Regions from separate parts of the Homo sapiens genome. Here regions 1 and 2 are each linked to region 3. The links are chromatin contacts, found by Hi-C in ENCODE. All regions are on one chromosome and are shown on one strand. The core of a region is the stretch at or near the end of the contact, and the rest is flanking DNA. Distances in the headings are between cores, read along the strand shown.

Evidence for each region. Hi-C counts contacts between places; a loop is a spot of excess contacts on that map. Pooled maps may share reads with other maps.
Region 1: a loop to region 3 is called in a map of psoas muscle, with 4 times the contacts of the local background. The contact joins the promoter of CCDC146-AS1 here to the enhancer-like site in region 3. A Hi-C loop is called at or near these places in 1 of 168 maps with a recorded cell type or tissue (psoas muscle), 1 of 37 single-sample maps with no recorded cell type and 8 of 50 pooled maps.
Region 2: a pooled map shows a loop between it and region 3 (8-fold over the local background). The contact joins two enhancer-like sites. A Hi-C loop is called at or near these places in 6 of 37 single-sample maps with no recorded cell type and 6 of 50 pooled maps.

Annotation. Positions count from the first base shown.
Region 1 is chr7:77,246,169-77,250,318 of GRCh38, reverse strand. CCDC146-AS1 (CCDC146 antisense RNA 1) reads left to right here and starts at 1,611. Exons shown (of 2, transcript XR_007060387.1): 1 at 1,611-4,150. The region is part of intron 4 of CCDC146 (coiled-coil domain containing 146); the gene reads right to left. RefSeq lists a silencer at 2,964-3,013.
Region 2 is chr7:77,329,321-77,333,123 of GRCh38, reverse strand. GSAP (gamma-secretase activating protein) reads left to right here. Exons shown (of 31, transcript NM_017439.4): 20 at 2,757-2,885; 21 at 3,733-3,791. Among named protein-coding and RNA genes, the nearest start is that of CCDC146-AS1, 83 kb to the right of the region's middle. Within about 2 kb of position 1,905, at least 10 of the 41 ENCODE cell types and tissues checked have a DNase peak (open chromatin) inside an H3K27ac peak, as active enhancers do.
Region 3 is chr7:77,758,029-77,762,348 of GRCh38, reverse strand. The region is part of intron 3 of RSBN1L (round spermatid basic protein 1 like); the gene reads right to left. Among named protein-coding and RNA genes, the nearest start is that of TMEM60, 38 kb to the left of the region's middle. Within about 2 kb of position 2,853, at least 5 of the 41 ENCODE cell types and tissues checked have a DNase peak (open chromatin) inside an H3K27ac peak, as active enhancers do.

The sequences.
Region 1 (4,150 bases), core at 362-2,861, 510 kb after region 3:
ATTATATAGGTCAGAAACTCAGTTCTACACAAATGAAGAGCATTAGCTATGGAATCAGTGAAGGTAAAAGAAAAGCTTTTGTCTTATTCTTGAGATACTCGATAACACTGTTCAAATTTATAACAGCAGCAATGTATTCAATTACATATGCATATATATTTATGTATGCCCATGTGTAAGTGAAATGAATGACAGCAATGATACAAGGGATAGGAAGGAGGAATAGGACTATTTTGTTACTTAAAAAGTACTTGAAGTGGTATAGTGTTATTTGAAAATGGTCTTAAATTAGTTGTAAATGTATATTGCAAACTCCATGGCAACCACTTAAAGTAAAAAAAGATGTACAACTGATATACTAAGAAAGGAGAGAAAATGGAATTATATTAAATGCTTAGTTAAAACCACAAAAGGCATAAAAAGAGAGAACAAAAACAGGAATGAAGAACAAGCACAACAAATAGAGAACAGTGAAAATATGGCAGAAGATATTAACCCAACTACAACAGTAATCATTTTAAATGTCAGTTAAAAGATTGTCACAATGGATCCAAAAAGAAAAACAAACAAACAAAAACAAGACTCAAATTATATGCTGTGTTTGCCAATAATCCAGTTTAAATATAAAGACACATATATATTAAAAGTAAATGGATAGAGAAAGATATGCCATGCTAACATTAAAAAAAGATGAGTCACTAAATTAATTTCAGACAGAACGAACTTCAGAGCAAGAAAAAGTTATCAGAGACAAAGAGGGGCATTATATAATGATAAAAGAGTCAATCCTCTGAGAAGACCTAATGAATTCTTTTTTTTTTTTTTTTTTTTTGAGACAGAGTCTCAATCTGTCGCCAGGCTGGAGTGCAGTGGTGCGATCTCGGCTCACTGCAACCTCCGCCTCCTGGGTTCAAGAGAATCTCCTGCCTCAGCCTCCCGAGTAGCTGGGACTACAGGTGTGCACCACCACGCCCAGCTAATTTTTGTATTTTTAGTAGAGACAGGGTTTCACCATGTTGGCCAGGATGGTCTTGATCTCGACTTCGTGATCTGACTGCCTCAGCCTTTCAAAGTGCTGGGATTACAGGTGACAGCCACAGCGCCCGGCCAGTGGATTCTTAATATATTTGCACCTAACAACAGAACATCAAAATACATGAGGCAAAACTGATAGAAGTGCAAGGAGAAGTAGATGAATCCACTCTCACAGCTGGAGACTTCAACATCCCTCTATCAAAAGTGCACAGATCCAGAAGTCAGAAGATCAGTTAAGGACATAGTCAAACTCAATAATCCCATCAATCAATTGGATATACTTGGCATCTATAGAAAGAAATGTCAGTTTTTCTAAAAGCCAGTCATCATTGTAAATTGAGATTAACAAACAAAAGAAATAAAAACATTAGAAAGTACAGACAGTGAATGGGAACATATGGTTTTGTTCACTTATTCATGAGAAAATACAAAAAAAGTTTATATTTTTATTTTAACTAATAAGATGAGAGGACACGATGCTAGAATGACATTTTGGAAATTGCTTCAAATAGCTTGAATGTTCTAAACAAAATGAGTTCGATATAATTGCGTGTTTCTTCCAATAACCGTATTTTGAACTGTTTTATTGACCAGATTTCCTGAAGAAATCTAGAGAAATATTTTTCATTTTTCTTGCTATTCTTTATTTAATGACTAACTATTAAGTGCCAAAGAAGTCATATGATTTCCCGATATGGAAAGATTTTAAAGTTTGTATTGATCACACTTGGAAAATCATATGAAATAAATGAATACACAGACAATTATGTCCACTGGTTATAACAAATAACCAGATCCCACTAGTCCATAGATCTAGGAACATGAGCTAAAAGCACATGCACACCAGGTTTTCTCATTTGTATACATTTAAGGGATACAAGTGCAGTTTTGTTACATGGATATATTGCAGTGTGGTGACGTCAGGGCTTTTGGTACAACCATCACTCAAATTATATACATGTATACCCATTAAGTCATTTCTCATCCTTCACCCTCCTTCTGTCCTCCCACCCTTCTAAGTCTCCAGTATCTACTAGTCCACACTCTACGTCCACGTGTACACATTACTTAGCTCCCACTTATGAGAACATGTGGTATTTGGCTTTCTGTTTGTGAGTTTTTTTCACTTAAGATAACGGCCTTCAGTTCCATCCATATTACTGCAAAATACATGATTTCATTTTATGACTGAATAGTATTCCATTGTATATATATGTCACATTTTCTTTATCCAATCTCTTGACAGACACTTAGGTTGATGCCTTATCTTTGCTATTGTGAATAGTGTTGCAATAAACATATGAGCGCAGGTATCTTTTGGATATGATTTCTTTTTCTTGGGTATATAGCCAATAGTAGGATTGCCAGATGGATTAGTAGTTCTATTTTTAGTTCTTTGAGAAATATCCATGCTGTTTTCCATAGAGCTTGTACCAATCACATTCCTAGCAACAATGTATAAGTGTTCCCTTTACTCAGCACTCCGCCAACATCTTATTTTTTATCTTTTTAATAATAGCTATTCTGACTGGTATAAAATGATATATCATTGTGGTTTTAATTTGCATTTCTCTGATTAGTGATGAACTTTTTTCATTTGATTCTTAGCCATTTGTCTGCTTTTGAAAAATGTCTATTTATGTCCTTTGCCTACTTTTTAATGGGATTATGTTATTTTTGACATTTTATTTGCAATAATGTAGATGAATTTTGTAATACATGTGTCACATTGAATTTAATATAGATTAGTTGTCTAGACCACAAATTGAAGCTGAGTTTAGATCTTTAAATAGTTATGCCTTTGCTTTTAGAGCTTGCATATACATTAGTGGTATTTTACTTCCCAGGTATTGATCCTACACCTCGGGCATGCTGCCACCAGGGGGTAGTAGTGTGCTACTATCTTTCGGTTGTAAAGGCAACCTGAGTATTTCTGAGTTTCAAAATGGTGACAGCAAGCTCTTTCACAAGATGTGACTTATGGTCTTTCCTTTAAGTATATTTTTATGTTTAAACAAACATAAAATGACTAATTCTTTAGGACATTTAAAACTTACATTTCTATGATACATTTTTCTTTTTTTATTAGGAAATACTGACTTATTTCCTCTAAAAGGAATGTATTTTTCTATTTTTAAAGATTATAATCCTACTCCATCACACATGGTTGATCATTTTTATTTTCCCTGTTATCTTTTAATAAACTTATTTTAAATGTATATGTGTGGTTGAATCCATTTTTACCTAACATTTAATTAAAATATTTTCCTAAGTTGCTAAACAGACTTTATAATAATAGCTATTTACAAGGTTTTCTACTGGGTAGATATACCATAATAAAATAATCTTAAGTATTATTTATCATATACTGAACATACTGTGTGCCAGGTGCTTTAAATTTATCATATCTAAAATTCACAACCTTGCTAAGTAGGAATTGTGATTTTTGTTGTACAAATGAAGAAACTGAGGAGTTAAGCAACTTTTCCAAAGTCACACAGTCAAAGCTAAACTGACACACAAATACCGCTCTGACTACAGAGGTTCAGTAACAAGGTATTTCTGGAATGCATTATTTAAATATTCCACATTTTTTGAGAATTCAGATTGCTTCCAATTTTTCACTTTCATAAATATCAATATCTTTATGCATTATATCTTTTTCTCTCCTTTTGGGTTATCACTTTTGCATGGGATTACTGGGGCAAAAACATGTTTCTGTTTCTATGCCTCCTGGTATGTATTAACTCCTAACCTTTCAAACTTGCATTAAAACTTAAATCTGACATTTTTCAGCTTTCCTGACTAAGGGGTGCTTCAACATCAAAGCTCCTTAGGATTTACTTCCTTTCTAAAGCAACGTCAAAAGGCTTTTGGTTTTAAGGATCTATGGGTGAAGAGATAATGCAGGAAGCCCGATATGCTGACATGTGTGAGAGGCATCATTCACCACAGAAGTAGAAACAGCATGGATGGGTGAAAGTTGCAAGAAGGTAGGTTTATAAACAAATCCAACAACCATTTAAGTGTAGGAGCATTTCCAAAGTTGGCGTGAGCCTCTGTGGGAGGCTGAGAGCTTCCTGTCACTGGAAGTGTTTATGCATAGACTGAATGA
Region 2 (3,803 bases), core at 656-3,155, 430 kb after region 3:
GCCATCTTGGCTCACTGCAACCTCCGCCTCCCGGGTTCAAGTGTTTCTCCTGCCTCAGCCTCCCAAGTAGCTGGGACTACAGGTGCATGCGACCACGCCCAGCTAATTTTTGTATTTTTAGTAGAGATGGGGTTTCATCATGTTGGCCAGGATGGTCTTGATCTCTTGACCTTGTGATCCGCCTGCCTCTGCCTTCCAAAATGCTGGGAGTACAGGCATGACCTGGCCGCATTTCTTAACTGAAAAAAGTTAGATCACTTCTCTAGTGGATACCAAATAGTGAAATATATAGATTTTTCTGTATTATCTTAATATCTGTAAGATATTATAGATATATCTAATATCTATATTAGGCCAGTGACCCCCCTCCTAAAAAACATGTAAGTTCGTGTGAAAATATTTTTGGGATGTTTGGCTAACAGTATTTCTTACTTAAGTGTAAATTTTAATTTTTGTTTTATTTTAAATTCAGATCTTTTTCCTTCTAACTCTAGTCTATTTTAGGCCATGGATTTCTTTGAAAATCTGGTACAAGCTATAGACCATCTACCCAGAAGAGCGCTCATACAAACACATGCTCTATTTTACATTCAGGCAGTGGGTGCTGGAGCCCCTGGAAAGCCTGTCCACTGACATGTGGCGAGCTCTGTTTGATCTGTTTCTTCTTAGCAGACAGATGGCTATGCTAATTAGCCTGATTTGATAAATCCACAATGTATGCATGTATTGAAACACCACATTGCAACCCATAAATATATACAATTATTTGTTAATTTAAAATAAAACAAAACTATGAAAAATGTGCCTACCTCCCCAAAAGGTTATGAGGAAAGGGATTTTTTAAATGGAGTAAGAAGGAAGGTAATTTGGGAGAGATCTTTTCTTAGGAGCTGCAGTGAGTGGGGACTTCTAACAACAGGATAGCATTTGACTTGAGGGGATGGGGCCAGATGACAGTTAGAGGGCATCTGAGTTTCTCCCCTCCCATATCCTGTCCTGGGCAAGGTCTGGGTGAACTGCGTGGGTGGGACTCTTATGGCCAAGCAGGAGGAATTAATAGCTCAACTGAACACTAGATGTCACCACAACACCAATTAGTTTTCTGGCTTTTGGCACTCCTGTGCCTGAGCCCAGATTAGGACAGCAAGAAAGCTTTAGAGACTTCCAGTCAGGGACCTAATTCCATCAAACGTCTGCAGGATTTGTCTTGTCTTTTTTTTTTTTTTTTTTTCTTCTTAAATACAAAGAAGACCCAAAGGGTGGATAAGTGTACGTTCATTATAAATAAATGGAAAGGGAAAGAAAAGATGAGTGAGGTGAGTCAAGTGAGGAGTGGGATTTGATTCCTGTTTTCCCCGGGACATGAGACTTTCTTGGGAAGAGTTTTTCTGTCTCTGGGAGAAGGGATGTTGGCTGGATGGGCATTTCAGGCTTCTGAAAGAGCAAGTTTTAATATTATGTTACTTACTTTACTGATACTCCAAAACACATTTCAAACCAATTATGACTGTCTTTTGAATAAAAATGGTAATAATGTGCTATAATTTAACATGAGGGCATTTTTCTTGATTGAGGTGTTTTTGTTTGTTTGTTTTTAAGTTTTCTTATTTTTCTTGCAGTTCAGCCAAGTCTTGTCACCTTGGCAGGCAATAGTTCACTTAGTTTTATGACCACACATTACATCTCTGGCCCCAGTCAAATCATTTGTAAATGCACATATTTTGGCAAAAAGTATCCTAAGTCTACCTTTATTGGTTTAAAACCAAGTTGTGTCAGAATATCCTTCAACACTAAGAATGTATTTTTTTATTTTTATTTTTTTTGAGACGGAGTCTCGCTCTGTCACCCAGGCTGGAGTGCAGTGGCATGATCTCAGCTCACTGCTAGCTCCACTTCCTGGGTTCATGCCACTCTCCTGCCTCAGCCTCCTGAGTAGCTGGGACTACAAGCGCCCGCCACTGCACCTGGCTAATTTTTTGTATTTTTGGTAGAGACGGGGTTTCACCGTGGTCTCGATCTCCTGACTTCGTGATCCGCCCACCTCAGCCTCCCAAAGTGCTGGGATTACAGGCATGAGCCACTGCACCTGGTCAACACTAAGAACGTATTAACATTGCATTTTATTATTTAAAAATGAATATAATGGATACATTCTTGCTTCAGGGTAGTACAATTATATCAATAATTCAAAGATCTAGATAGAATGCTGACTAATTCTGTTTTGGTGTATGTGACAATGTAAAATTAGTTCATTTTATCTTTTTTTGATTCCTAGGTTTTGAAAAATGTCCTGGGCAGTAAATAAATTTAGCAGGAAAGTACGCCTACTCCATTTATCCAAATGTTAATGAACTTTCTCTTAGTGAACATGGCACTGTTGACACCACCTAAGTCATAAAAACGGGTCTCAAGGGAGGAAATGACTCAGTGTGTTTAATACAGGTTTCCCTGCTAAGCCTCAATCTGGGGAAGTCCTGTTGGTTTTGGGAAGTGAGCAGCAGTTCTCTATGTGGTTTAAAAAAACAACGACAAAAAAAAAAAAAAAAAAAAGAGACAGAAAATGAAGTGGGTAAAGAAGATTCTTTAAGTCTATTTTAGAATCCCTATTGGGTCTAGAATGCCATCTTCTGTACAAAGTATTCACTCAGAAATGTGGACCCTGAGAGCTCGGGAAATAAGGCTTGTGTAATACTCACTGGGTGGTTTGGGCCACTGGGCCTGCCTCTGAAGGCCACTGATGTTTTTGTCTCCTACAGGTGCTCAGCTTTAAGGGCTACTGGGAAAAACTGAACTCCAACCTAGAATATGTTAAGTACGCCAAGCCACACTTCCACTATAACAACAGTGTGGTCAGGAGAGAGTGGCACAACCTGATCTCTGAAGAGGTATGAGTGGGTCAGTGAGAACAAAGCCAGCAGCGAGGCATAGTGGACTGGATCCAGGTGATGCCTTTAAATCATAAGGCTGGCTTCCATGTGCAGCACTCTTCCCAATTGCCAGGGACTTGATCATTGTCATTACTGATCTCAATGGGCAGAGATGCTTCTATGATCTCTGTTCTCCTAGGGAGGAAACTGAAAAGCAGAAAGTTTAAGGGGACACACAGCACATTCATAGTAGAAGTATGATTAATATCCATGTCTCAGATGTGTTCTCAGGTTACTTATGTAGTTAAAAATTGATATTAAAAAATCTAGGTGTTCCCAACTTAGTGGTCATTAGGGGTTGGGGTAGTTGGAGGGAGAATAGTGGACGTGACTCACTGTCCAGGGGTGACCCAGGGAAATCTTTGGGGGTGATCGAAGACTTCTATGTGTTGATTGTGGTGGTACATTGTGGGACATGAATCTAAACATGATAAAATGACATAGAATGACACACACACATTGTGCCAATGTCAATTTTTGATTTTGATATTGTGCTCTAGTTAGGTAAGATATAAGCACTGAGGAGACTGGGTGGAGGGTACATTGCATCTCTCTCTAGTATCGCTGCATGTAGATTAGTGTTGTTGTGTGTAGTATATAGTTGACTCGCAGTTTCCTGTGAATCTGTAATTGTTTCAGAATAAAATATTTCTTAAAACTTTAAAAAAAATCTAGGTGTTCTGATTACCTGGAAAGTATATTTCTTCTCTCTGATGCTCTTAACTGTATTGCATTATATCCTTGACGTGAAAAGTCACCGATAAAACCTTTACCTTCCACATTTCTGACGTGTTCTCACTCCTAGAAAACAGGAAAAAGAAGGTCTGCGGCATACGTGAGGAATATTCTTGATAATGCAGTAAAGTAAGTGAAAGC
Region 3 (4,320 bases), core at 1,604-4,103:
ACTACCTAAGAAGAGGCTTTATCTTTTGCTGATTATTTTTAAGTATGGTCCTATTAAAATTCATAACTATTTCAAAGGATTTTTTAGAGACCCTGAATTTTTAAAGTAAAGTAATACAGACTCTACTCCGATTATATTGCTAAATATCTTAATTGAATTTTTAGTTAGTTCTTCCCACCTCATGCCAAAATACATATAAAACATATAGATATGTAAAATTCACTTTCACACATAACTTATTATAACAAAAGTATAAGTCTCTCCCTTGTAACCAGAATGTACAGGTAGATGCCATTTGCCCACTAATAAAACCAAAAATAAATCCTATTAGGAAATTGGCCTTTATAAAAACTGCTTAGCTCTCACATGTTTAAAACAAAACGGCAATGATCTTCCAAAACCTTTATTCTCCAACAGTAAAGATAAAATGATGATCACCCACCTGAATAAACATATTTAAACTTAGACCAAATTTAAAAAATTAAATTGAAGTCATCAAAATCTTAATCTGTAAAAGTATTAAATTTTAAAATATATTGTAATATAACCTTTAACTATATATCATTTCATACAAATTTCTAGTTTAATAACACAATATTTCAAATCCATCAGTTGTAACCATTAACTTAAATGTTATAAACATGGCAAGTTACACACAACAATGTTTCCAATTTAAAAAGTATATACTGCTTGATAAAATACATGATGGTACTTAAGTTGTTAAAATAAAATGTAAGAATAAAATCCACACGCTTTTCACAAAAATGTAAATACTTCTTGATTTTGGTGACACCTCTTTTGTTGCAAAACTATATACCAAATATGCAGAATTCACCTATTACAAAAAAATCAAGCCTCATTTCTCTAAAAATCACCTATCCAGACTATGCCAGACTGCGAAGAACTCAAGGGCGGTGAGGTGGAAGAGGTAACAGATAAGGATTAAAAGAATCTCTAAATAATCACAGTAAATGTCACAAAGACCATGGCTCATAAAAGTTCTTCTTCTTACCTATCAGTTCCTATATTAGGCACAATCGTAACTACTCTCTAAAATCATAAAGGACAAGAAACCACATATTTAGAAGGGGAAGGAAGGAAAAAGGGTAAGCACAGCTGCAGCTGCCCTAAGGCATCAGTATTGTATCATAATGACAAACCAATACTGAAAATAAAGTGACATTATGTTGCATATGTTCAGCAATGAAGATATTTTTATAAAATCTTAATACTTAAAACTACGTTTCCATTAACTAAAAAAATAGCCTATCTGGAAAACCTCACATCCTGATGACGCTCAATGTGAGCTTACTATATTTGCTTTTATTCACTCCAGTAAACATTAATCAAACCAGTTTTCTGGTGTAGTTAAAAAATTAACCTGAAAAAAAGTCAAAACATGTCACTGCTTTAAAATATACGCCAGGCGTCACGCCTGTAATCCCAGCATTTTGGGAGGCCAAGGCGGGAGGATCATTTGAGATCAAGAGTTTGATACCAGCCTGGCCAACATGACAAAACCCCGTCTCTACTAAAAATACAAAAATTAGCCAGGCATGGTGGCAGGTGCCTGTAATCCCAGCTACTCAGGAGGCTGAGTGAGGCACGAGAATGCTTGAACCCAGGAGGCGGAGGTTGCAGCCAGCGAGATCGCACCACTGCACTCCAGCCTGGGTGATAAAAGTGAAACTCAGTCTCAAAAAATAAGTTAACTAAATAAAAAATAATAATAGAATATACTTGCTTTCTAAAAAAAGAAATGCACTGAATTACAAAGATTATACATATAGTTCCTCTTGATTTAGGTATATAGATGTGTCAGAACACAATAAAAGACAGGCATGATAATTATGTATTTGTGGAAAAGCTTATATTTAAATAGTGGCCTTCAGAAGAAATATAACATATTTAATCTAAATCTCCTCCCCCTCCCCACAAAACCCCATGACCATCATGGCCACATTTTCACTTTTCCCCTTGTATATTCTCTATAAATATTATGAAGGGAAAAAAGAAAGCAGAAGTAGGAGACCTATTGTACCCATTGCCAGTAAGTGTCAATACCAAAATCTGAGAAGCTTTGGTTAACATAAAATGAAATAATTGTTTAAACTAATATTCGACTTATATAATGTAATCTTTAAAAAAAACACTTTAGGATTCTGAGGTGGGCTTGCTACAAAGGGAAAAAAGTAGCCTATTCTTAACAGGAAATATGTTGCCAAAAACAAATCTATAAGATTTTTTACTTATTGCTGTTTTCTCTTATGTAATTACGAAAACTGCTGCAAGGGGGAAAAGGCAAATATAGTAATAACAAGTAATTTTTTAAAAAACCCCAAAGAACGACTCACTTGAAACAACCTGCTGTTTCCCAAAACATGTTCCCTGAAGAGAGAGCTCTACAGTCCACTAAGTTTGGAAAACCCTTCTTGTTTAGGAGGCTCACCACGCACACTGGCTATTAAAGTTTCTGAGGAGTCTCACTGCAAACAAATATTACTTATTTGGTCCAGCATTACACTATTTTGGACTTCAAAACCTGTTTTTTTTGTACTTGTTTTAGTATACCTATCAACATTCCAAGATATTAAAAGTTCCTCAGAATACCTTCATAGTGATCCACCATAAATATGGAGATACAGATATTTTTAGCTTGTATCAGCACCAATGTGAAGAAAATACAAAAACAGGATCATTATTAGAGCCAAAGAATTGAGGGGGGTGGGAGCAGAAGCTGTTGATTCAATTCTGCTGAGGTTTTTTTTAGCGGGTGGGGAGGAGAGTCCCTTATTTTTAAAAACAAGGCCTGCTCAGGACATTCTGAGGCAATCTAAACATGTCATAAATGACTGTGCCACAAGGGGGAGCCATTATCCATCACTTCTGGCAGATGGTTTCTAATCAAAATAGGCAATATTTAACCAACATTTTATTTCAAAAATACCCATATAACGGCAACTAAAATAAGAACGAAAGTATTATCCATTTTAAAATTAGTAAAATAAAGGGGGAAAGCTTTTTGATTATTATTAGAGCATCTGGTCCCTGACACGATATTTTGTATAGATCAGTTCTTAAGTATTTGGGGAGCATGGGGCAGGCACAATTGGTCAAAATGAAAATTTAGTACAAAGGCAAGCAATGTTTCAAAGATGAAACATCAAATTGCTTTTAGTAGCCTAACACAGTGAATGGCCCCAGCACAAATTCAACAAATGCTAGTGTTCTGCCCCAACTCTACAGTGAAGCAGGTCTAACAGTCAGATCAGATTTAATAAGTTTCATTATTAAAATAATAGACTTTTAATCATCAGTTAACACTTTGACATAAGTTACCTGAGAAATAACTTAGAACCACAATACAATAAAAATAAGATTTAGAGTTTGGAAGTGGAGGAAGGGTGGTTAGAAAACAACTACTCCAGTTTTCACATTCTCACAGTTCTTAGTACAGGGTTCCAGAGTATGTACACTGATTAAACATAGTGACAAGACAGAAATCTAATTTATTTCTTGACAGAGAAAATTCCTATTTTATTTGCCTTTTTCTATCCCTACGGTAGAACACAGGAGCACAATAAATGTCTGAGTGAATATTTGAATGAAATACAGATGCTAGAAAACCTAAAACGAACGTGGTCAACTGCAAATGGCCCCAAATTCTTCCCAGGCCTGTATGCTCACTCCTGTGCAATGTGATTTTGCCACTCCTGTCATCAAGAAGTGGAGTCTATTAATGCGCACACACAAAAAAAGAAAGAATGAATAAAGCCTACGATTTCACTGCACAACAGGGTGACTATAGTCAGTAATAATTGCACATTTTAACTAAAAGAGTGTTGTTAACTGGATTGTTTGTAACTCAAAGGATAAATGCTTGTGGAGATGGACACCTCATTCTCCATGATGCACTTATTTCATATTGCATGCTTGTATCAAGACATCTTATGTACCCCATAAATATATACATCTACTATGTACCCACAAATATTAAAAATTTAAAGGATTTTTTAAATAGGCCGAGCACTTTGGGAGGCCAAGGTGGCACATGCCTAATCCCAGCTATTTGGGTGACTGAGGCACAAGAATCACTTGAACCTGGGAAGTTGCAGTGAGCCGAGATCGCACCACTGCACTCCATCCTGGACAATGACCTGTTAAAATATATATAATTCACAACTTCTACCATCATATAAGAAAATACAAAACACATATAACATTACTATATATACTCTTTTATCGATTAAAAACAGTGCTACTTAATTACCTAGAGGATAGCATTATCATGAATTTCTTTCTTTTTTTTTGAGATGGAGT